3 separate regions of the Homo sapiens genome follow, and regions 1 and 2 are each linked to region 3. Evidence: chromatin loops called from intact Hi-C (ENCODE). Cell type or tissue: heart right ventricle. All regions are shown on one strand. Each heading gives the region's core, and the rest is flanking DNA. Links, peaks and the distances in the headings are about the cores only.

The links. Hi-C counts contacts between places; a loop is a spot of excess contacts. Peaks named below come from ENCODE experiments on the same cell type or tissue, not always from the same donor. Only the 100,000 strongest peaks of a DNase experiment are listed, where the experiment ranks them.
Region 1: a loop joins it to region 3, with 1.9 times the contacts of the local background. A loop is called at or near these places in 10 of 110 quality-filtered maps.
Region 2: it touches region 3 in a loop (6-fold over the local background); 37 of 110 quality-filtered maps call a loop at or near these places.

Annotation. Positions count from the first base shown.
Region 1 is chr10:92,097,799-92,105,386 of GRCh38, forward strand. The region is part of intron 7 of CPEB3 (cytoplasmic polyadenylation element binding protein 3); the gene reads right to left. Among named protein-coding and RNA genes, the nearest start is that of BTAF1, 180 kb to the left of the region's middle. RefSeq lists an enhancer at 3,603-3,902. In heart right ventricle, for the core only: no CTCF peak of the experiment used is centred there; a DNase peak (open chromatin) is centred at 3,745; H3K27ac peaks cover 2,049 bases.
Region 2 is chr10:92,084,599-92,092,186 of GRCh38, forward strand. It overlaps CPEB3 (cytoplasmic polyadenylation element binding protein 3), which reads right to left. Exons shown (of 10, transcript NM_014912.5): 8 at 7,232-7,346. Among named protein-coding and RNA genes, the nearest start is that of BTAF1, 160 kb to the left of the region's middle. In heart right ventricle, for the core only: a CTCF peak has its summit at 3,332 (motif pointing right); a DNase peak (open chromatin) is centred at 3,323; H3K27ac peaks cover 1,691 bases.
Region 3 is chr10:92,236,694-92,244,281 of GRCh38, forward strand. It overlaps CPEB3 (cytoplasmic polyadenylation element binding protein 3), which reads right to left. Exons shown (of 10, transcript NM_014912.5): 2 at 2,653-3,668. The coding sequence starts at 3,657. LOC124902483 (a long non-coding RNA gene) reads left to right here and starts at 4,496. Exons shown (of 2, transcript XR_007062247.1): 1 at 4,496-4,582; 2 at 6,544-7,333. RefSeq lists silencers at 2,995-3,134, 3,895-3,944, 3,955-4,124. In heart right ventricle, for the core only: no CTCF peak of the experiment used is centred there; DNase peaks (open chromatin) are centred at 2,828, 3,168, 3,648, 4,058 and 1 weaker place; H3K4me3 peaks cover 5,000 bases; H3K27ac peaks cover 5,000 bases.

The DNA of each region.
Region 1 (7,588 bases), core at 1,396-6,395, 140 kb before region 3:
TATCTTCTCCTTCTTGGAGTTTCATGGCACCCATTAGCGTACTTAATTAAAGGCTCTAAGAAATTCTATAGAAATCTGTTCAGCCAGGCACAGTGGCTCACACCTGTAATCCCAGCACTTTGGGAGGCCGAGGTGGGTGGATCACCTGAGGTCAGGAGTTTGAGACCAGCCTGACCAATATGGTGAAACCCCGTATCTACTAAAAATACAGAATCAGTCAGGCATGGTGGTGCATGCCTGTAATCCCAGCTACTTGGGAGGCTGAGGCAGGAGAATCGCTTGAACCCAGGAAGTGGATGCTACGGTGAGCCAAGATCGCGCCATTGCACTCCATCCTGGGCAACAAGAGTGACACTCTGCCTAAAAAAAAAAAAAAAAAAAAAAAAAAAAAAAAAAAAAAAATCTGTTCAATGTTGTTTAACTCACAGCATTTCTAAAATTATTTCCATAGACCCCATTTTTTGCATGACACCTATTAATACCTACACTTCCAATAATTCTGCCCTACTATACCTTACTCTTTTTTTGAGACGGAGTTTCGCTCTTGTTGCCCAGGCTGGAGTGCAAAGGCACGATCTTGGCTCACCACAACCTCTGCCTCCCAGGTTCAAGAGATTCTCCTGCCTCAGCCTCCCAAGTAGCTGGGATTACAAGGCATGCACCACCACGCCTGGCTAATTTTGTATTTTTAGTAGAGACGGGGTTTCTCCATGTTGGTCGGGATGGTCTCAAAATCAGGTGATTCAACCACCTCAGTGTGAAGTTTTCAGAAACTTCACTCCATCCCAGGCCTTTTCCTCACTTATTTCTTGCTATTGCTCTGAAAAGTTCGCTTCTATAGAGTTTAACTTTAAATGATTAAGAGTATACTAAACTGAAACATTAGATAGCTGTTCAAAGAACTGAAAGTTTTCTGGCTAAACTGTATAAAAGATATGTTACCAAACCAGTTTAACTATTTTTCTTTTTTTCTTTTTTTTTTTTTTTTTTTGAGATGGAGTCTGGCTCTGTCAAGCAGGCTGGAGTGCAGTGGTGCAATCTCAGCTCACTGCAACCTCCATCTCCCGGGTTCAAGCAATTCTCCTGCCTTGGTCTCCCGAGTAGCTGGGATTACAGGCGCCTGCCCCAATGCCCAGTTAATTTTTGTATTTTTAGTAGAGACAGGGTTTCACCATGTTGGCCAGGCTGGTCTCAGACTCCTAACCTCAAGTGATCTGCCCGCCTCAGCCTCCCAAAGTGCTGGGATTACAGGCGTGAGCCACCATGCCTAGCCCAGTTTGAAATTTTTATCAATAAAGAGCAAAATAATTATAGCTCCATATAAAAACTAAAGTTTCATCCTACTTAAAACTAAAGGTCATTAATAGGGATACGATTAGGTCAAGGGCTAGGAAAAACAAGACATGCAATATGGGTCTTTTCGTCTTTTTTTTTTTTTTTGAGACAGGGTCTCAGTCTGTCACCCAGGCTAGAGTACAGTAGTACATGGAGTACAGGCATGCGCCACCATGCCCAGTTAATTTTTGTATTTTTTGTAGAGACAGGGTTTTGCCATGTTGCCCAGGCTGATCTTGAACTTAGGGGCCCAAGCAATCTGCCCACCTCAGCCTCCCAAAGTGCTAGGATTATAGGCATGAGCCACCGTGCCTGACCTCTACTATGCATTATTTCTTTAAACAGAATGCTATATGATAACATCATTTCCTAAAATGAAAATTTCATTGACAATTGACCAGAACCTCTTAGTTAAAATTAAATATAAAATGCATTTTTGGCCAGGCGTGGTGGCTCATGCCTGTAATCTCAGCACTTTGGGAGGCCAAGGCAGGTGGATCACCTGAGGTCAGGAGTTCCAGACCAGTCTAGCCAACATGGTGAAACCCCATTTCTACTAAAAAAAAAAAAAATACAAAAAATTAGCTGGATGTGGTGGCAGGTGCCTAAAATCCCAGCTTCTCGGGAGGCTGAGGCAGGAGAATTGCCTGAATCTGGGAGGCAGAGGTTGCAGGGAACTGAGATCACGCCATTGCACTCCAGCCTGGGCAGTGAAACTCCGTCTCAAAAAAAAAAGAAGCATTTCTGGCCAGGCATGGTGGCTCATGCCTATATAATCTCAGCATTTTGGAAGGCCAAGGCTGAAGGACTACTTGAGGCCAAGAGTTCGAGACCAGCCTGGGCAGCATAGTGAGACCCTGTCTCTATGAAAACCTTTTCAAAATTAGCTAGATGTGGTGGCTAAGGTGGGAAGATCGTTTAGGCCCAGGAGTTTGAGGTTGCAGCGAGCTATGATTAAGCCACTGCACTCCAGCCTGGGCGACAGAACCAGCCCTTGTCTCAGGAAAACATTTTTGTTGTATCTAATTTAATTACAGGATAAGAGAAAACACAATTTTTTGTTTTTGTTTTCCCCCCTTGCCACAGGGAGAAAACATATTTGTTTCCCCCCAGCAGCAAGGAGAAAACATAGGTTTTTTTTTGTTTGTTTGTTTTTTGAGACAGAGTTTCACTCTTGTTGCCCAGGCTGGAGTGCAATGGCACGATCTCTGCTCACTGCAACCTCTGCCTCCCAGGTTCAAGTGATTCTCGTGCCTCAGTCTCTCAAGTAGCTGAGATTACCGGCATGCGCCACCACGCCCCACTAATTTTTTTGTATTTTTAGTAGAGACTGGGTTTCTCCATGTTGGTCAGGCTGGTCTCGAACTCCTGACCTCAGGTGATCCGCCCACCTCAGCCTCACAAAGTGCTGGGATTACAGGCATGAGCCACCACGCCCAGCCAATAAGAATGGTTTTTGTTTTTTTGTTTTGTTTTGAGACAGAGTCTCGCTCTGTAGCCCAGGCTAGAGTGCAGTGGCACGATCTCGGCTCACTGCAAGCTTCGCCTCCCGGGTTCACACCATTCTCCTGCCTCAGCCTCCCAAGTAGCTGGGACTACAGGTGCCCGCCACCACGCCCAGCTAATTTTTTGTATTTTTAGTAGAGAAGGGGTTTCTCCCTGTTAGCCAGGATGGTCTCGATCTCCTAACCTCGTGATCCACCCGCCTCGGCTTCCCAAAGTGCTGGGATTACAGGCGTGAGCCACCGTGCCCGGCCAAGAACAGTTTTTAACACAAACCTCAAGACTTCAAATTTCTCAACATAACCACATATCCCTACAGCTAGAGTTCTCTCAGTTACAATTTAGTATTTAGATATTCATCTACCTATACATATCGTCAAGCTCATTTTTAACATCTCACTCTGTATGGTCCCTTCTTTAGGTTACAACACCCATCACATGAACATCCTACTGCATAGGATTTCATTTTCATCTGTTCATCTCAAGGCAGTTCCAAATGGCAAACCATTCGGTGTCAACAGTGCAATCAGGTGGCCAGCTCGGGAAACCATCTGACCAAAGACCCCCTCAAAGCCGTATGTTCTTTTTCCCAAAAAGGACCTGGTTCAGAGCTCAGCTACTTCCCCCATACTCTGATTTCTTTTTTCCTTTTCCTCTTTTCAGTACCGTTCAAACTCAAGCTCTTTAGGAAAAAAGTCTCCATTTTTCTCTCCCCAATCCTACAATCCTTTTAGTCTACATAAATTGGAAAAACAATACTGCAGAACCATCAGGACTGCTCTCCCCAACAAGAAGCAGCACCCCAGCTCATCCTAATAGCCAGGATGAGTCAGCTAAACCTAGGTCTGCTGACATACAGCTGCAACAGCTCAGTTGTAGTGGTGATGAACTCAGACCCACCCCAGCTGTCAGCAATTCTATTTTAAGCATCACAGACTTCACAAAATGACTGGATTGCCCCAGCAATATCAGAAATAAACTAGTTTGTGGCCGGGTGTGATGGCTCACACCTGTAATCCCAGCACTTTGGGAGGCCAAGGCAGGCAGATCACTTGAGGTCAGGAGTTCGAGACCAGCCTGGCCAACTTGGTGAAACCCCCATCTCTACTAAAAATACAAAAATTAGCTGGGCGTGGTGGTATGTGCCTGAAATCCCAGCTACTTAGGATGCTGAGGCAGGAGAATCGCTTGAACCTGGAAGGCAGAGGTTGCAGTGAGCCGAGATTATGCCACTGCATTCCAGCCTGGGTGACAGAGAGAGACTCTGTCTCAATAAATAAACAAACAAACTAGTTTGTGGTTTGTGAGGCATCTTTATCTCTTCCATGGCATAAGGAGTTGGTTTATTATTAATCACCAAAACTAAGAGCCACAACAATAATTGTGGTTTAGACTCTTTACAGCACACTGATATTGGCATCTCATTTCAACGTAATTTTGACCACATAGCTCCCTAACAAATAGGTCAGCCAGTTTCAGGAGTTTAGATGCTATCTATTATTCTCAAGTGCTGAAGAGGAAGAGATGCCTTCCCTGCATCTTCTGGGGGTAGTGGAGAGAAAGGAGTCTTTAGCCTTAGTAAGACTATATCCTGGGTAGCTCTGGGGGCTTCAGTCAGACCTCCGTCAGGCCTCAAGGCAAAAAGCTGTAACTCTCACATTCAGACTATTCCTCCCATTCCCTAGATACAAGTAGTCTCCAAGTAGAAATAGAAAATCTTCATCAAAATAGCCAGGATTCTTCCTAGACAGGGAGCCAAAAGTAACCCTAGGAAATTCTTTCACATCCTCCTTGGATGCTCCAAGTCCACCCTCAGGTTTAGGAAACAGTCCAGGTACAAAAAGGAAACTCCTGCCCCCATCACCAGGCTGCAGAGCCTATTATCTGATGCAAGGAAGCTACAGGCTTTACAACTCCTTTGGGAACTTCAGTTACTGATGAACAATTCGAACAATTCGGTATACTGTTTCATAAGGGCACTCAGTGCAGAAATACAGCATGCATAAACTGCCCCATGAAAATGGTTATGTATATCTTTGCACTATATTTGATTTAATAAAGCCATTATCAATTAAATATTATGCTCAGAAGACTCAAGTCAACACCTCTCTAAAGGCTTTTCTGACTGCCTCAGAAACATCTGCGTACTCTGCCCTTTGAGCGCTCTCCCCGTCACAACTACTCCCTCTAATACTTCTATCCAGCTATTTTAACTTTCAGGTTTTCAGAGCATCTGTGGCTCCTTAGGTCATTTACTGGTCATATGTCTATTTCCCTCTATTGGACTCTAAGATCCTCTAAGGCTGAAACCATATATTTGTGTGGATCCCAACTGCCCAGCACAGTGCCTAACCATTAGTGAGTGCTCTGTGCACGTTTGGTGTGTAAACAAATGTTTTCCTGAGGTGCTGACACTGGTGTCACAAAACATGTCCAGCAGCTGCTCTTCTACAGCTCCCAGATCACTCTCCTCACTCCACTGAAAGTTACCTTCCAGGGGTAGGAAAATAGGGTATATTTTGGTCACCAGTGGATGCCCAAGGTCTTGGGCTTAATGAATGCAAATTTCTGATGCCACTAGGTGAGACCCACTCAATGATCAGAATTATCTAGTGTTCATCATGACTGTTGATGCTGCTTCGTCACTCAGAAAGCATAAACATAATAGCTGATTCCCTTTTGAAAGAAAAAGCACTTTTGAGCACTTATATTGCACTACTGTGCTAGGCATTTTACAGTCACACTTAAACAGCACCACACCATATGCTCTAAAAATTATCCCTACTTTAGAGCTAAGGAAGCTAAGGATCAGAAGAGTGAAGTCATCTTGGAACTGAACTCCAGGTTTATAAAACAGTCTACACGTACTCTTTCTACTACAATCATGTTGTGTGCCTACAAGGCTCCCTGTCCTCCAGGCTACTGGCCACCAGTCACAGCTTCCAGATAGGCTCCTGAACAAGTCAACATGAATTTTTACTAGTGAGTGACTAACCACTCTTTTTTCTCCACTCTTTATGCCTGTTTGCAATGCATCAAGAAATGACCAATGGACATTTGTTGGACCTACTAACAAAACTAGCAGTTAGCAAAGCTTGAGAAAAATGAGTTAGCAGTGAAACTAGCACTGTATCCAGCTATTTTAACTTTCAGGTTCACAGTCTCAGGCAATCTTGTACTCCAGCCAGACAACTTTGTCCAATGTCTATATAAATGTGAACTTTCAGCTCCATGGTACTAGGACAAGGATGTTGTTACTGGCATGCTGATTACTAAAACTCTTGAGAGGAATGTACACATAAAAGTTCAGGTTACCTAAGTTTTTCCTGGGAAGATGCCTATTCTTTGAATGAGCTTCATGGAATACTAATTCCACAGGAATCTGCACGAGTATCATCCCCAAAGCAGGAATGTAAAATGCTGGATTAAACAATTTTACACAAATGTATATATTGTAAGACTTCTCAGAACCTTAATATATCAATGTTTCTCAAATGATTTTGGCTAAGGAAACTTTAATTAAAAGACAAAATGGATATACAATGCACAAAGTAAGTGCTCAAAAAATGACACCTATTACCATTATGAGGAAACCTTTTGTCGAAGATCCTCTCAAGAGATTAGTCTTTGATGGGACAAGTATTCTTCAGAACACACTCTGGAAAACACTGAACATTATCCCTTAAGGGGTGGCGTTGGCTATTTTGTCCACTAGCTACCATTTAGTACAATGGAAATGCAACTTTTTTTTTTTTTTTTTTTTTGAGACGGAGTCTTATTCTGTCACCCAGGCTGGAGTGCAGTGGCTGGCACGATCTCGGCTCACTGCAAGCCCCACCTCCCAGGTTCACACCATTCTCCTGCCTCAGCCTCCTGAGTAGCTGGGACTACAGGCACCTGCCACCACGCCCAGCTAATTTTTTTGTATTTCTAGTAGAGACGGGGTTTCACCGTGTTAGCCAGGACGGTCTCGATCTCCTGACCTCATAATCCGCCCGCCTTGGCTCCCAAAATGCTGGGATTATAGTCGTGAGGCACCACGCCCGGCTGGAAATGCAACGTTTTTTAGACCTCCCTGAAAAGAAAATACAGCTTCCAAAGATTCAAGCACTAAGAAATTCTGGACCAATTTGCAGATTCAGACACCCAGGGCAAAAAAAAAATCAAATGTATAATGAATAGGAGATATGTCTCTCACTTTGGAAAAGAAATTCCTTCTTTGAAGAAATTCCTATGATGGAAGGTGTCCGAACCATGATTTCTTTTCTTTTCTTTTTTTTAGAGAGACAGGGGTCTCGCTGTTGCCTATGCTGGAGTGCACTGGTGTGATCACAGCTCACTGCAGCCTCGGACTCCTGACCTCAAGCAATCCTCCTGCCTCAGCCTCCCAAAATGCTGAGATTACAGGCAAGAGCCACCGTGCCCAGCCCCAAACCACAATTTAGACCAAGAATTCAAGAAACAAATAAATAAATCAAGATCAGAAATGCTAAAGATTTCCGAGGTGGGATATGACACACATGCTGATATGGCTTAGCCGTGAATTCTAAGATGTGGACATACAAAACCAGATTCGAATGGGCCAAGATAAAATTATAGTTATGTGTTAAGAGGTACTAAGCAAAGAATGAAATACCTGTAGTAAACACATCACAAATGAAGGACTGAGACAATCAAGGTGTTCTATAACTTAGTCTCTATCTATTTTGCCCAATTTAATTTCTCTCTATTCCCTTTCACATATTTGTGC
Region 2 (7,588 bases), core at 1,443-6,442, 150 kb before region 3:
AGACGGAGTCTCACTCTGTTGCCCAGGCTGGAGTGCAGTGGTGCAATCTTGGCTCACTGCAAGCTCTGCCTCCTGGGTTCACACCATTCTTCTGCCTCAGCCTCCCGAGCAGCTGGGACTACAGGCGCCCGCCACCACGCCTGGCTAATTTTTTGTATTTTTAGTAGAGACTGGGTTTCACCGTGTTAGTCAGGATGGTCTCGATCTCCTGACCTCATGATCCGCCTGCCTCGGCCTCCCAAAGTGCTGAGATTACAGGTGTGAGCCACCGTGCCCGGCCTCATCTGTATTTTAACTACAGAAAGTCTAATACTATGACCACCCTTGAAGGGAAGTAAACAATAGTCAAACAACTGCTGTTCATATTTGGTCTTTTGCTCAACCAGTGAGTCTTCATTCAGCATACTTTATTAAGCATACTTAAATGAACTCATTTAAGTACTAAACAGAATTTCTAGTCCTCATTTGAAACCATCCTCTGCAGAGGGCAGAGACAAAGTAGCTCCCAGGAGGATGTTCTTAACATTTAACCTGAGGAAAATGAGGGTAGCAGAGCAGGGCATAGAGGCGAAGGAATCCAGAGTTCACACAGAGGTGAAAATAGGTATATAGTTCACGAGGAAGTCGAGACTTTCCAAACTACTTTTTATTTTCTTTCCCATCCAGACAGTGCTCATTGGTCTGTCTGGTCATGGTGGGAAGATGGCGGTCTAATAGCTATGGTTCAAGGGTATACCATACTTTGGACAAGATGCTCTGTGATCCTAAGACAACTTAAGTTGTCTCATGAACAACTTCCATGGTAGCAGCAACACAATGAGTCTAATCCACATGCTGGCTCTTGTGATGAGCGTCACTGTGCCACAGACTGGAGGGGCAAACTAGAATACTGCAGCAATATGGAGCATAGCATCCCCATGGATTCCTTTGGATTGTGATGACTACATCTCTGAATCTGAATATAAGCTTCAATTATGGTTCCTTGGATTTGCTCCTGATTCTTTTTTCTTTTTTCTTTTTCTTTTTTTGAGATGGAATCTCGCTCTATCGCTCAGGCTGGAGTGCAGTGACACGATCTCGGCTCACTGCAACCTCCGCCTCCAGGGTTCAAGCGATTCTCCTGCCTCCGCCTCCCAAGTAGCTGGGATTATAGGAGTGCAGTCACCACGCCCAACTCATTTTTATATTTTTAGTAGAGATGGGGTTTTGCCATATTGGCCAGGCTGGTCTTGAACTCCTGACATCAGGTAATCCACCTGCCTTGGCCTCCCAAAGTGCTGGGATTACAGGCGTGAGCCACCGTGCTTGGCCTGCTCCCAATTCTTTACAAAGATGTGAAAGGGTCTTTAGTTCACCAGAGAGGAAACCCATGATGACTCCTTCTTCATGGGTTCACCTTAGGGCCCTATTTATATCATTTAATTATAATACATTTCAAAGCCAGCTAAGGCAACATGTGAGTCTGAGATACTGGAGAGCCAAACGAGATAGAGTAGAAATGAGGATTCCAGAGGAAAATAACACATTCGTCTCTACAGATTCTAAACTGCGAATCTATAATCCATATTTCTTCTCTTTGGAAATAAGGACAAAACAGATAGGCAAGAGGCATAGGGCACCTTAAGATATCAAAGAGGTCTTGACTTCTGAAAGAAAGGAAGATTAAACTTGAGGAGGACTTTCTAGGTTTACCACAATTGTCAAGTTGGTTCAAGGGCAATTCACACACTTCAAGTGGAAGAAATGTGCTCATAAGCTTCTGCTCTGCATCAGATATGTTGGGAAGTTAAGAATATTTTCAAATAGATGGTATGAACAATGAATTAAATCAGACAGAGTACACTGGTACCAAGTAGACTGTTACTACTGTTACTGAGACAACATCTCAGATCTCAGCTTAATAAAGTATCTTTCTTTCGACCTGAGAAAGACCAGTTACTCTATCTGAACTCTGCTTCATCATCTCGAAAGCGCAGTCTACCACTTACAATCTCACAGGGTCATTGTGAGAATTAAACATCCATGAGAGCTCTGGGCACACTGCTGAGGACAGAGTGGTATTCAAATGTTTAGTTTTGTCCAGGGTTCTTGCCCCTCTCCCACCCTGTGAATCTCTGCTTAACATTTAAGTTGGCCTGGTTTTATGCTCTATAAGTATCAATTCATTGCAGTGTTATTTTGGTTTTATGCTAATATCACACAGCCTGCCACTGATATGGCAAAGTTTGACATCAGCTTTGGATGAGGGTTTGCTTTTGGTGCAGAGGGAGGACACAAACACATACTAACATTAGGAAAACCCTTATCCCTAAAGGTAATACAGTTAATCAAGTCAGTATGCCAAATCTGGAGTTTATCCGGGACAACCCATACTGAACTTAGGACATGGTGAAAAAGCTTCTACTGTTGAAAAACTTGATACAGGATGGTTTCTGCCTGCAACCATATCATAAAACAACAATAAAGGATAGGGTTATAATATACTCCTGTTTCCTAAGTCACAAATCAGGACATGGTTTCTAATACATGTGAACTATCAAATGTTTATATAAAATGTCTGAAATAAATGATCTTAGAAAAATTCAGGATATATGTTCTCTAGATATATGCCACATATCTCTGAATATTTACTTCACAAATTTTTACCTCCCACAGAAAAACCATCCTCACAACAGTCAGGGCAGGTGGGGAAGGCAGAGAAAGAAATTTCAGGATTCACCACAGAATATTGGTAGGGGAAAAAAAGAAAGGAAGGAATTATCACAGCAATTGTTAGGAAAGATAGAACCAAAAGATGAACGAGAAAACAGTAGGTTGTGGGGATTCAGATGAGCACTCTCTCAAGATTGATCTGTTTGCAGGGCCTAAGGAAGTCATGAAGTCAAGAACAGTTTATATGCTTCTAATGAGAAAGACTGAAAGTTTTTCCAGCCTGATCAAGGTTGGGAATGAATGGATCCAAAAGCTTGGTCACTGGGGCAGTCCTCCCATCAGATGCCAAAACCAAGAAATTTGGGATCAGAGGAATACTCATGTTAATCAACTGGGGAAGAGTACAGAGACCACATACCTCACTCTCTACTTTTTCCTGGTGATATCATAACCCCCAAGTCTGGCACTTATTTTCTGTCAGAGTGAAGAGATATGCATTCTGGAGAGGTCCTAATGCCACAGAGATATGCAACAGGGCTATTTCTGTATGGAGATTCACATTACGTGAATGAAGCAGAGTGGCAACGTGTTGTACTTCCAGGTGGCAGCAGGAGGAGAATCAAACTGCCCATTATTACCCTGTACTGACTCTAAAGAATATGCGAGCTTTAGCCACATGGTGGCACGGTGAGTCTACTTACAGGCTTTCCTAATGTGAGGGCAGGGTGAGGTGGGGAGTAGAAAGAAAACAAGATCTGATAAACACCAGGAGACTTCAGGCAAACCATCGTTGGCTTGCTATTGTCACCGATGGGAATGATGAAAGGAAGAGACAGTAATAATGTGTATTATTTGACATAGAAAAACCCACAATCAGGCAATGAGTAAGCTCATCTAAATTTTCCACTGATATTTTCCCATTTTCAGCTTTGCTTTTCTTTTCCTTTCTAGGACTGTGATTTTTTTCCAACCTAATTTTTTTTTTTTTTTTTTTTGAGATAAGGTCTTACTGTCACCCAGGCTGGAGTGCACTGATGCAATCTCAGCTCACTGCAGCCCCGAGCTCCCTGGGCTCAAGTGGTTCTCCTGCCTCAGCCCCCCAAGTAGCTGGAACTACAGGAGTGTGCCATCATGCCTGGCTAATTTTTGTATTTATTGTAGAGACAGGGTTTCACCATGTTGCCCAGGCTGGTCCAACCTGAGTTTTTAAAAGGAAGGTTTATCAAAGAACCAGAAACTCAGGACAATACTGCTTAAAATAGGTTGCCTTTTTTCTTTAAGAGGTGTTTGTATATTTCTGTTTAAAGGGATAAGGCCTGTATTCAGAATAACTATCAGTGATATTGGTCCTTGTCTTACAATGAGGAAATATCAAAGATTAAAAAAAAAAAACTCACAAGATCCAAAGGAATAACACTTCAGTGATAACATTTTAGTCACTGTGACATATTAAGGGATACTTTTTGGCCCTGAATAAGGTAAAAATCCACCTGGACATCTAAAATCACACCTGTTGAGTAGGGACACCCATATCTAGTCCAGGATCAGTCTACATAAAATGCTTAAAATAGTTTTAGACTTTCCAAAATTCCATAACTAGAATATCCCTTGGAAATAATAAAAAATGCTCTAAAGCATTTCAAAACCAAATTTGAAAATCATGTTAAAGAATATAATCTGGTCTCCAGTTAATTCTGAGTTCACATTCTATAAACACATTTGTTTTCTTCTGAAATCTTTTGACTGTCTGTAAATGATTACCTCTTTAACATGATAGTGGGATATTCAGTTTTGCATGACACATATTTTCTCAGTGCCAGTAATACAGTAGATGCTCAATAAATGTTTATCATTCAAGTGAACTGTACTGTATTCAACTTCAGCTTGTCTAGCAAAGTCACAATGAATTCCTTTAAAAAACGTCTTCTATTCCAAGGTATACATCAGTTCCCAAAGCTCAGTGTGTTTCAAAGAAACCCAATCCCTAGGATTATACATAAAAGTTGCAGATGTTAACTTTTTGTCTTGATAACATGGCCCTCTAAACTAGAAGTCTTGGGATGAATGGTAAAATTCTAAGACAATAATATAGATTACTTTGCCACCTAGAAACTAGCTATGCTTAAGGGAAGTGTTGGCATGGGAGGAACCCTATCAATAATTCAAGTGATTTTAGATTACTATCCACATAACTATAAAAACAAAACATTTTAAAACAAAAAATTTTAGCTTAGTTGAAAAAAAAGAGAACTTCGGCTGGGCACGGTGGCTCACACCTGTAATCCCAGCACTTTGGGAGGCCGAGGCGGGTGAATCATGAGGTCAGGAGTTTGAAACCAGCCTGGCCAACATGGTGAAACACTGTCTCTACCAAAAATACAAAACAGCCAGGCATGGTGGTGTGCGCCTGTAGTCCCAACTACTCGTGAAGCTGAGGCAGGAGAATCTCTTGAACCCGGGAGGTGGAGGTTGCAGTGAGCTGAGATCGGGCCATTGCACTCCAGCCCAGGTGACAGAGTGAGACTCCGTCTCAAAAAAAAAAGGAACTTCAAATTATGAAAGGTATAATATAGTATCTAGTCAGGGAACACAAAATCCCATTTCTTACTAGACAACTAAATATAATTCTTGTTTAATCCTAGAATTTGTGGCATCTTGCAGATACCAAATGTTAAAGAATATAATTTCATGCCCAGGGGTTCACTTCTTGCAGTGTTGGTGTGATCATACAGCAACCTTTTGGAAAAGGTATCTTCACAGGATTTACAGAAGAAAAATGATACATAGGCCCTTACCTATCCTTCCAAATCATTAAAACAGGAAGAATAAAGAGTGAATAATACAAATTGAAGTTTAATGTATAAACTTGTATGTCTGTGACTTAGATAGACATAAGAAGTTACAGCCAATTCTGTTATTTTTATAACTATAGGGCTTTTTCAGAATATTTTTTCAGATTCCTATCTAGGAAAAAAAGGAAAGGGGCTAGAACATAAAAACTAATTTGTGGCTGGGCGTGGTGGCTCACGCCTGTAATCCCAACTACTTTGGGAGGCTGAGGTGGGTGGATCACCTGAGGTCAGGAGTTCAAGACCAACCTGGCCAACATGGCAAAACCCTGTTTCTACTAGAAATACAAAAATTAGCCAGGTGTGGTGGCACACACCTGTAGTCCCAACTACTTGGGGGACTGAGGCTGGAGAATCACTTGAACCCAGGAGGCGGAGGTTGCAGTGAGCCGAGATCATGCCACTGCACTCCAGCCTGGGCAACAGAGCGAGACTCCATCTCAAACAAACAAACAAACAAAAAAACTAATTTGTGCTTGCAGTTAGTTGCAAAAGGAATAGCTAGAATACTAGCAATGATTGTCCATTTGTAAAATAAGGAAAAGGATTTCTGTCCCTCTCCACTCCTAAATATAACACTAGTTAGAAAAAGTCAGAAATATTTCACAACACCTCCACCATTTTTTTTAAAGCACAGTTTACAAAGGGCTGCATTTGCCCCCATCTCATAATGCTTTTCACGTTTGAATTAGCCCTTCTTAGACTTTATTCTCCGACTGCAGATAAAAGGGGAGCATCTCTGCTGTTTTGCTTTCTATCTTTCATTTGACAGTTTTCCATTCGAATGAAGAAAATAAGACCCAATCAGAACAAATATGTTTAAAAGTTCTTCAAAATGAAATTATGAGTGTCTTTATATAGGTCTAAAGTTATCTTTTAGGTGTAGGCTGGAGTTGGGATTTGGATGAGTATGTTACAAATGTTGAGGAACTTTCAGAATTAAGTTTTGAAAGTAATACAGCTAAATAACGTTAGGTTACATTTTATAATTCCATTTCACAACATGATTTTAATGATCTCTGCTTTTTGTTTTAATTTTAGGTAGAACTAAGTCTATGTGCATATAAATAACACAAAAGAAATGTACTTTCACAGTGGCAACAGTAACTTTTTTTGTCTTACTTTAAAAAAATAAACTTAATTATTCTAAGTGCTTCAAAAACTTAGATCTTAGAAATGATTTTGTTATACTCCACTGGCATTAATAGTGGTTATTAGGAGGCTGATGTACAGCTGATTGGATTTGTCTTTGGATTTAAATATGTATTGAAGCCATCAGTTCAACAACACTTCAAACTCTCCAGTCAATTATGATTCTGCTCAAATCCAGCAGCACAATTATTTCATCACTGGAAAGGAACTTAAAAAAAAAAACCAACAGGGAAGCTTTAAAAAAGATTTCTGTCATACATAACAATGCTGACTGGCATAAGAATGCACATTGCCAAATGTGTTATTATTTTTTATATAAGCAATTAAATAGGAAAGCACTAAATAGAATTCATTTTGTCAACATAACTGTTTAATGAAATTCACTTTTGCACCATAACAAAATAGAGCATTTTGGGAGAAAACCTTTAATCCTGAAAAAGCTCAGTGAAAATGATGACAGCCTTCTTTTTGGAGACTATGTATAGCTGACTGGAAACCTAGAAAATATTTAAGACTAAAGGCATTGGGGATTTTGTTGTTGTTGGTTTTGTTGTTGTGGTATTACTATTTCCACTCACCAGCTCGAAGGGGTCGTGGAACTCCCCCAACAAAGATAGTTTTTCTGGGGTCCAAAGGCTGAGAACCATCCATTACAAAGTCACTGTCACTTAGGTTCCATGGTCGAATTTGCACCTGAAAAAAAGTTGTTTACTTGGTCCTTACTTCATTTCCATCAACCCCAAATGAGAATAAGATGACTAAAGACAAACCCACTGATTTGTGCATTTCACAATGAACATGACCCAAACAAAATCCAGTTAATTAGTTAACGTAATCTGCATTAAGTACCTTTCAATAGAACTCTTGGGGAATCTACTTACAGGTACTGTACTCAGCACTCTAGACATATGACATATACCATGAAACCATCAGAA
Region 3 (7,588 bases), core at 992-5,991:
AGCCGAGATCATGCCACTGCACTCCACCCTGAGCAACAAAAGTGAAACATTGTCACACACACACACACACACATAAAATACAGTGATTGCTTTTGCAATATAAGCCATGTAAGTAAAGCTACTCAAAATCTATTGTGTTGGCAGAAACTGGCAAAAAAGAAGCAGTGCAGGGTAGAATGGGTTTCTTTAAAAATTTTAACATACATTAGAGTAGATCACTGCAGAAAGACTCTTTTATTAATAGCTCAAAAATCTGTTAAATAAAAAATAAAGTTGCTATTCTATAAAATAAACTCTGATTTAAATAAAATCACATTTGCCAGAATAAATATTTTGAAAAAATCATCGAAACCACTTAAGATATTTTCTTCCTTTTTTAGAAAAATTATTTCAATAAATGCACATACACAAAATTCTGCACACAAGACTCAGGTGTTCTTTGTTTCTAACACAAACTTGGTACGGTTATCAACAGAAATCAAGTCTAATATCCCAGCCAAAGCACAACCAACTTCCTCCTCTGATCCTAAAATTGCTCCAAAACCCTAAGCTCTGTTTTATGAAAAAGAAATGAGACATAATGTATATGTAATTCTTCCCAAGGCCAAATAAATAATGCTCAATTTTCAATCAAATCTGTCCTCCTACAAATCTTTTGGCCATTTTTGCCTATCCAATAGCATCACCAGGGATGGAAAGATGAGACTATACTGAATCCAGTCCATTTGGCTCTTATTAGCATCATTGGTGAATGGTTTGCTGTGTAACAACTGGCAATCCCTATACTCCTCGTCAATATCAGGTTTGACGAAACTATGTGGATTTAATCTCTCCCTAATCCCCATGCCAGGAGATAATTCACCAATAGCTAGTTGTATTCAGAGTCAACTCCCAGAAAAAGATAACAAGATCTGTCTATATTATCAGCTCCCAAAACTCCCTATAAGATTTTAGGTTATCCTCTAAGACTGAACTCAGGTACGGAGCATGAGAATAAAGAGAGGGAATGTTAGAAAAAGAGGGCCTTTCCTACCAAATGCAGCCTCCCTGCTCTACCCCCTCCAAAAATAAGCACATAAATTCCAGAAAGCAAATTCCTCCTTTTCTCTATGAAATGAATCCCACCTTGCAACATCTCATTTTATTAAAATAAACAAACTTTAGAATGGGAAAAAAATATAACTTAATATTGAAATCGTCCATTCCTGAAGGATCCTTGTGAAAATTCCTTGTGAAGATCCTCTGTCATCAAAGTTAAAAATCATTACTCTAGCCTAGAGAGTCATGTCCTTCTCAATAACCTCATCTCTTCCTTCATGAATGGGAGCCACTCCAAACATCTGTAATGTAAAGAGATGAAGACTGCATCTGCACCTGACACTATACCTCTCTCAAACTGTCAGCTCTACCAAGCACTCCTCAAAGGATTTCTGCTTCATTTCCTTGACCATCCAAATTGGGTCTTGTTGGAGGCCTTCCCCTCTCCCCTTTTTCTTTAACTGAGCCTAGAAGCTTACAGCCAAATCAACTTCTAAGTGAAGGATAAGTGTTTGCCTGGGAGCAAAAGCCGCCTGTGAACACACACCCGCACTACGCCTTTCCAACCCAAGATGCCCAGGACACTGCCAATTGCTATGGCTGTGGACTAGATCAGAAAGCAAGAACAGAAATAAGGACACTCTTCATTTCAACCTTTTTGTCTGGGGCACATCCTGAGTTTTTCATTGGCATTTAACACCAAGACACAGGACTCATTTTTCATTAAAGTTGCAAGACTTTCACTTTGCCCAGTTTCAAATGATGTAATTGATCTGTATTTTCTTAACCCAACTGATGAAGGACACTGCAGCTTTAAATATTTCAGTGCTAGCTAGCAAATAGACTCCATTGCAATATGGCTCTGAAGGTCACGTCCTATTGTCTCTTACCTCCGAAAAAAAAAAAAAAAATCCTTCTTCTAGGTAACATGGAGAGGGTTGCCCTTAGAATTTCCACTCTTCCACCTCCTTCCCTTACACAGTAGTGAGTGTTTATTAGGATCTCACACTCATAATTTTCCCAGCAGGGGCAATATGCTGATTGTTATTAATGATTCTAGCACCTTAGCGAGACATAAACACATGTGTTCACATTAGTTTAACTGAGCATACGCAACCGTCTGAAATAGCACCACTCAAGGGTTGTTAACCTCTTTAAGAGTAAAGTCAGGGTGGTTTGGGTGTGGACCGCTTGCAGGCGGCACCCTGAGCTCAGGATTGCATAACCTGAAATGTGTAGCTACTCAAAATGATAGGAATCTCAGCCTACTCATCCTGGGACTATGCCGGCACCTTGCCACACACTTGCAGCTTTACTTGTCAAAGGAAGTCAAAATAAGAGGTACAAACACCATGAAGGAGAAAATAAACTAAAAGAAAAAGGCTTCTTCTACCCTGAAGGGACGAATACGATTCCTCCAGTAATCACAATGTTCTCCCAACCTCATCCTCTGATAATGGAACAGCCCTAAAGAACTGGAGGCTTCGGAAGGGGAAAGAGGAGCTGGACATTGCTGCCCTTTTTAAATATAAGCGGGTGGATGATTAAAAGTCAGAGAAGTGGCAAAAGGAGCGGGGCAGAGGGAAGGAGTGTGTAGGTGCAGCAGAGTATTACCTGAAATGGCAACAGATTGTTACCATTATCGGTCCGGAAAGCGTTATCCTCCATCCAGGACTTGGAAGTGAGAGGGGCCGCGCGAGGGAACTTGGGCGGCGCGATCACGTTGCTGGAGAAGGGCTTTTTGAGCGGCGAGATGGGGTTGAGCGGGGAAGGCACCCCGACACCCACACCCACGCCCACACCGACCGCCCGGCGAGGGTCCCGGCCCGCCTGCAGGCCGCCCCAGGGGTTGGACGGTGCGCTCCAGGCTGCATTCACGCTTTGGTGCGTGTTCCAGCTGGACGAGGCCGACGAGGCGGCGGCTGCGGCAGCAGCGGCTGCAACCGCCGAAGACGAGGACGGCTTGCTGGTCATGATGGGCTGGTGGCCGTACGCCGCGGCGGCGCTCCTCTGCGCGTAGGGCGCCTGGCTGGGGCTGGCGGGTGAGCGGCGCTGCTGCGGGGGCTGCGCCTGTGGTGGCTGCGCTGGCTGTGCCGGCTGCGGCGCGGGCGCAGGCGGCGGCGGCTGCTGGTGGTGCTGGGTCTGCGCCAGGCCGATCTGCGGGGAGAAAGTGCCTCCGAAGACTGGGTTGACATGGTGCGGGAAGTTCTGGAAGAGCATGGTCCCGTTGACTGGGGTGATCCCCTGGAAGAAGCTGTCCTCTACCGCGTTGGTGGTGCCCGTGGACCAGGTGCTGCCGAAGGACGGCGACAGCGACGCGCCCGGTGCCGCGGGCTCCTGAGGCGGCGGCGGCTGCTGAGGAGGCTGATGGAAACTCAAGCCTGGCAGGAGCGGTGATTCCATCTGCATCTTGTCCGGGCCGTTGGGGGCCGGGGGGGCAGCGGCTGGGCTGAGGGCCGGCACTGCGCTGTTTTCCTCCGGCTTGGGGGTCTCTGAGGAGAGGGGCGTGGACGGGGCTTCGGATACGCTGGACTCAGGTTGGGGCTGCTGCTGCTGCCGCTGCTGCTGCTGGGGCTGGGGCTGGGTTTTGCTTTTGTCCATCAGTAAATCATCCTGCATGGTTTGCGCAGCTGAAACGGGAAAAAAGAGAGACGCGTTATTGTCAATGTGATCATGAATGTCCCTCGCTGAAGCGGGCGGGTGTTTCACTTGCGAAAATCCATCGCCACCGCTACTAGCCAATTGCAATGCAAATCCATAATCTCCCATTTAGAAGAACAGGTCAGGCTGTTGGGTGGGGAATAGGGAAGGTGTCGAGCAAGGTCTCTAAAAATACTGTGAGAGCGTCTTCAACCTTTCAGATGTCTTGGTTCCTTTTCTGTATTAGTGAGAGATGTGCTTATAAGACAGAAAAGACAGCAATTTCGCCACGTCTCTTTTCCCTTCACCGGAACTCAGAGCGTTCGCCCTGCAATGAGAAACTGATTCTGGTTCCTGTTTTTTCCCAAGCACCACCCTCCCCCACTTATTTGCATACGTCAATAAATACTGCTGCGTCCTTCAGCAAGGTTAAAAAGACACCGCACACACGACCCTTTCTTCTCCCTTCCCCAGCTCGAACACTTTTTAAAAAAACAAAACAAAAAAACCAGTATTAGCCCTCTTGATTAGCAAACTGCCTTCTTGCGTTGGTAATTGTTTCATTTAGCTGCAGCGAACCACGAGGGAGGAATCCTTGGCATTTGTTAGAAGGACTCAGCTGCACAATCATTCTCTGGCCTCCCAGTAGCTGCAGCTACTCCATTTTGTTAGGAGACAGTTAATTTTAAAAAAAACGTTTTTAAAGAAGTAAAAACCTACTGAAACGTTTGGAAGTGCTTGCTTCTTGTTACTCTAAGGATTATGGTTTTTCTGCTTATTCCCCAATTTTCTTGTCTCCAATTCTGCCGCACAAGAGATTTCTTGGCATCGCAGTGCTTCAGGTCTCAACAGGAGCCTAAGAATTTCTCTGCAGAGTGGAGAAATGCTTCTGGTTGGATTTAAGGTCAGAGAGTGCGCGCGAGCGAGCGAGCGCCTGTGAGATAGGGTGGGGGTGGGGCTTTAAAAAAAACCCTCAGAGATTTAAGTAGACAGTCAAGATAATTCTGGGGTTGTCAGATTTTCAATTTTGAATCCTCCTGCTGCTGTCTTGGTCACAAGACTTTGGCAAATTTAGAATCCATTCTCTTATCACTAGTATTAGCAGCGAAACACTATGGTTTGAAGACCCTGAATTACCATATGCTAGCAAAAGTGTTAAAAATAGAGGAGTACAAAGTCTCAAATTTTCATACATTGTAATTATAGTGCATTGCCATCACTGCTTCATTTAGCCATATAAGGAGTGTATGGTATTTTCCATCTCACAGAGAAGGGCTATATTCACCTCTACCATACAGCCTGTTTTCTTATTCAAGGATGAAAATTACTAATCACTCAAAACCCGGAGACTGCCATACATGTAGTTAGCTTGTCCTTAGAACATGTTAATTGCTTTAAATATATAAATATTACAGTGCTGAGACCCTAAAAACAAATATTTTGAAATGTTAAAGGGGCATATGACCAAACATATAATTATTTTTAGATGATGATTCAGTACAATTGCAACAAAGTTATTAATAAATTTAATGCAGTTACTTAATTAACCCAGATACTTGGAGAGGAATCTTTCTCAGGACACTTGTGAAAAGGCATTCAGATACACACAGAAGCTCTGCCTCTAGACATCCTCATGATAATAATTATTGTTAAAATCAACATATCAGAAAATGAAAATATTAACTATTATGCAAAATATATCAGACAAATGGGATTAAAAGTAGTTCTATTATTTTATTAGAGACTATCATTAAAATGGTTCATTAGTATCTTTTATTTCAAAGTTTCATACACAAAATAGTGGTGGGCTAAAGGAAATGCTTCGCAGCCACCTTGCTCTCCCTTCTATTCCTCATTCCCCTGCCTTTCCTCCCTTCAACCCCCCCAGGGAAAAAAACCCAACTCAATATAATATACAACACAGATTGCCGGCTACTACCAATAAAATCTATTTAAGATTGCTTTTATGTTCCTCAGTTCCCTTGGTCTAAAACAATGGCTTTGATCAGTATTGCAAAATACAATACAAAGAGGCAAATGAAGCTTTGATTTAGACAGCACAAAGTTCTATTGCTGCCACAGAAGATGGTCACAGAAAGAGACATTTTCATACTTGGTTTAAACGGTGCTGCAGTAAACCATTATAATCTGAGATTTGAGTCACTTCCAGTGAGCTAGAATTGTCTTTATAATAGCCATATCATCATGGCTGAAATAGGCATTTGATTATAATTTTAATATCACTCTGCTTTTCCGGTTGCTTGTATCAATGCTTGCTGTTAATGCCTTCAGTTTAAACTACATGCTCTTCATGGAAAAATTAATGCTGTACCTCAGCAAAAAAGCCAAAAAGTAAGCTGGACTCAGAACATTTTATAGTAGCTGTAATCAATGTTAACATATTCATTGAATTTTAAAAATTTTATACCAGGAACACCCATTTCTCTTCTCAACACTCCTTAAAAATATAAATTTTGCTTTCTGCATAAATTCACTCTGTCAAGGTCAAGACCCACCTTTAATAAATAAGACCTTTTCAAACAAAAGGTAAGCAATAGATTAACATAAAATTTGCAAAGGTAGTATTCAACGTCTCTCAGCAACTGCCTGTATAGTTTGTTTTGTGTTCTTGGGGTTGTTTTTTGTTTTTTTGGGTTTTTTGTTTTTGTTTTTGTTTTTGCTTATTTACAGCAAAGTGAGAAATAGATACCTCCTTCCCCTCCCCCACCACACACAATAGATATTCTTTTACATGCAATAACCCAATTTCAAGTAACAAAATCTTAGTAGCAGTTACCTTTGAGTGTCCAGTTTTTAAGAATCGATAAAATTTAAAAGTATACAGTATTTATTTTCTTCTTTCAGGTTGATTATGTGACCGCTCTGGCAAAAGCACTTTGACAACTGTAAGATGAGAGGGCATGCGCACACAGGGAACTGTGGGGGCTGAAGTCCTTCACAAGGTACTCGATCTGACTTCAGCACGTTCAGCCGGGAAAGGAGGAAGTCTCACAAATACAGATTCTGAGGGGAAAAGGTTGTGTCCTGATTACATTATATCCTCCTAACCAATCTAAATCACGAGTTGTTGAAATAAAAGGGAAAAAAATAAACTGGTTTGTCAACTTGCCATAGGAAGCCAGGATAAAGGGAAACTGAATTGTAGTATTCAGAATAAATAAACCAAGCAGAGCTACCTTAAATGGTTAGAATGGTAATGACTGGGTAGCTAGCAATAGGAATCCTACTAGAAAGAGACTGGGGTGGAGAGGAATAGGCAAGGGAGGGGGAACTACTGGAGAATGTTAGATACTTAAAATCTGACCATACTTAAACACTTAAATAATTTTTTAAATTTTTCAGCAGAGATGGCATAAAAGAATCACTTTTAGTTTAGAATAAAAAACACCTTAATGTTAAATGTGATATCAACCTTAGAGGTCAGGTAAAAATAGATTTTAGTCATAAATTTTTGACATCCACCAGATTTCTTGTATTTTAGTTTTCAATGCAGGAACAAATCACTTATTTTAAGATTGTACCTGATAAGCTCTGAACCAACTCACCTCCTTATTTTTACTTGTCAAAATAAAAGTTCACCTTGCATTATTCATACAAAGGATTACTCAAATAAAATTCAACTCTTATACTAAAATAATATTTGGTGAATTATTTAAAAACAATTGTATATGTTGCCGGGCAGGGTGGCTCATGCCTGTAATCCCAGCGCTTTGGGAGGCCGAGGAGGGCAGATCACCTGAGGTCAGGAGTTCGAGACCAGCCTGGCCCACATGGTGAAACCCCATCTCTACTAAAAATACAAAAATTAGCTGAGCATGGTGGCAGGAGCCTGTAATCCCAGCTACTCGGGAGGCTGAGGCAGGAGAATCGCTTGAACCTGGGAGGTAGA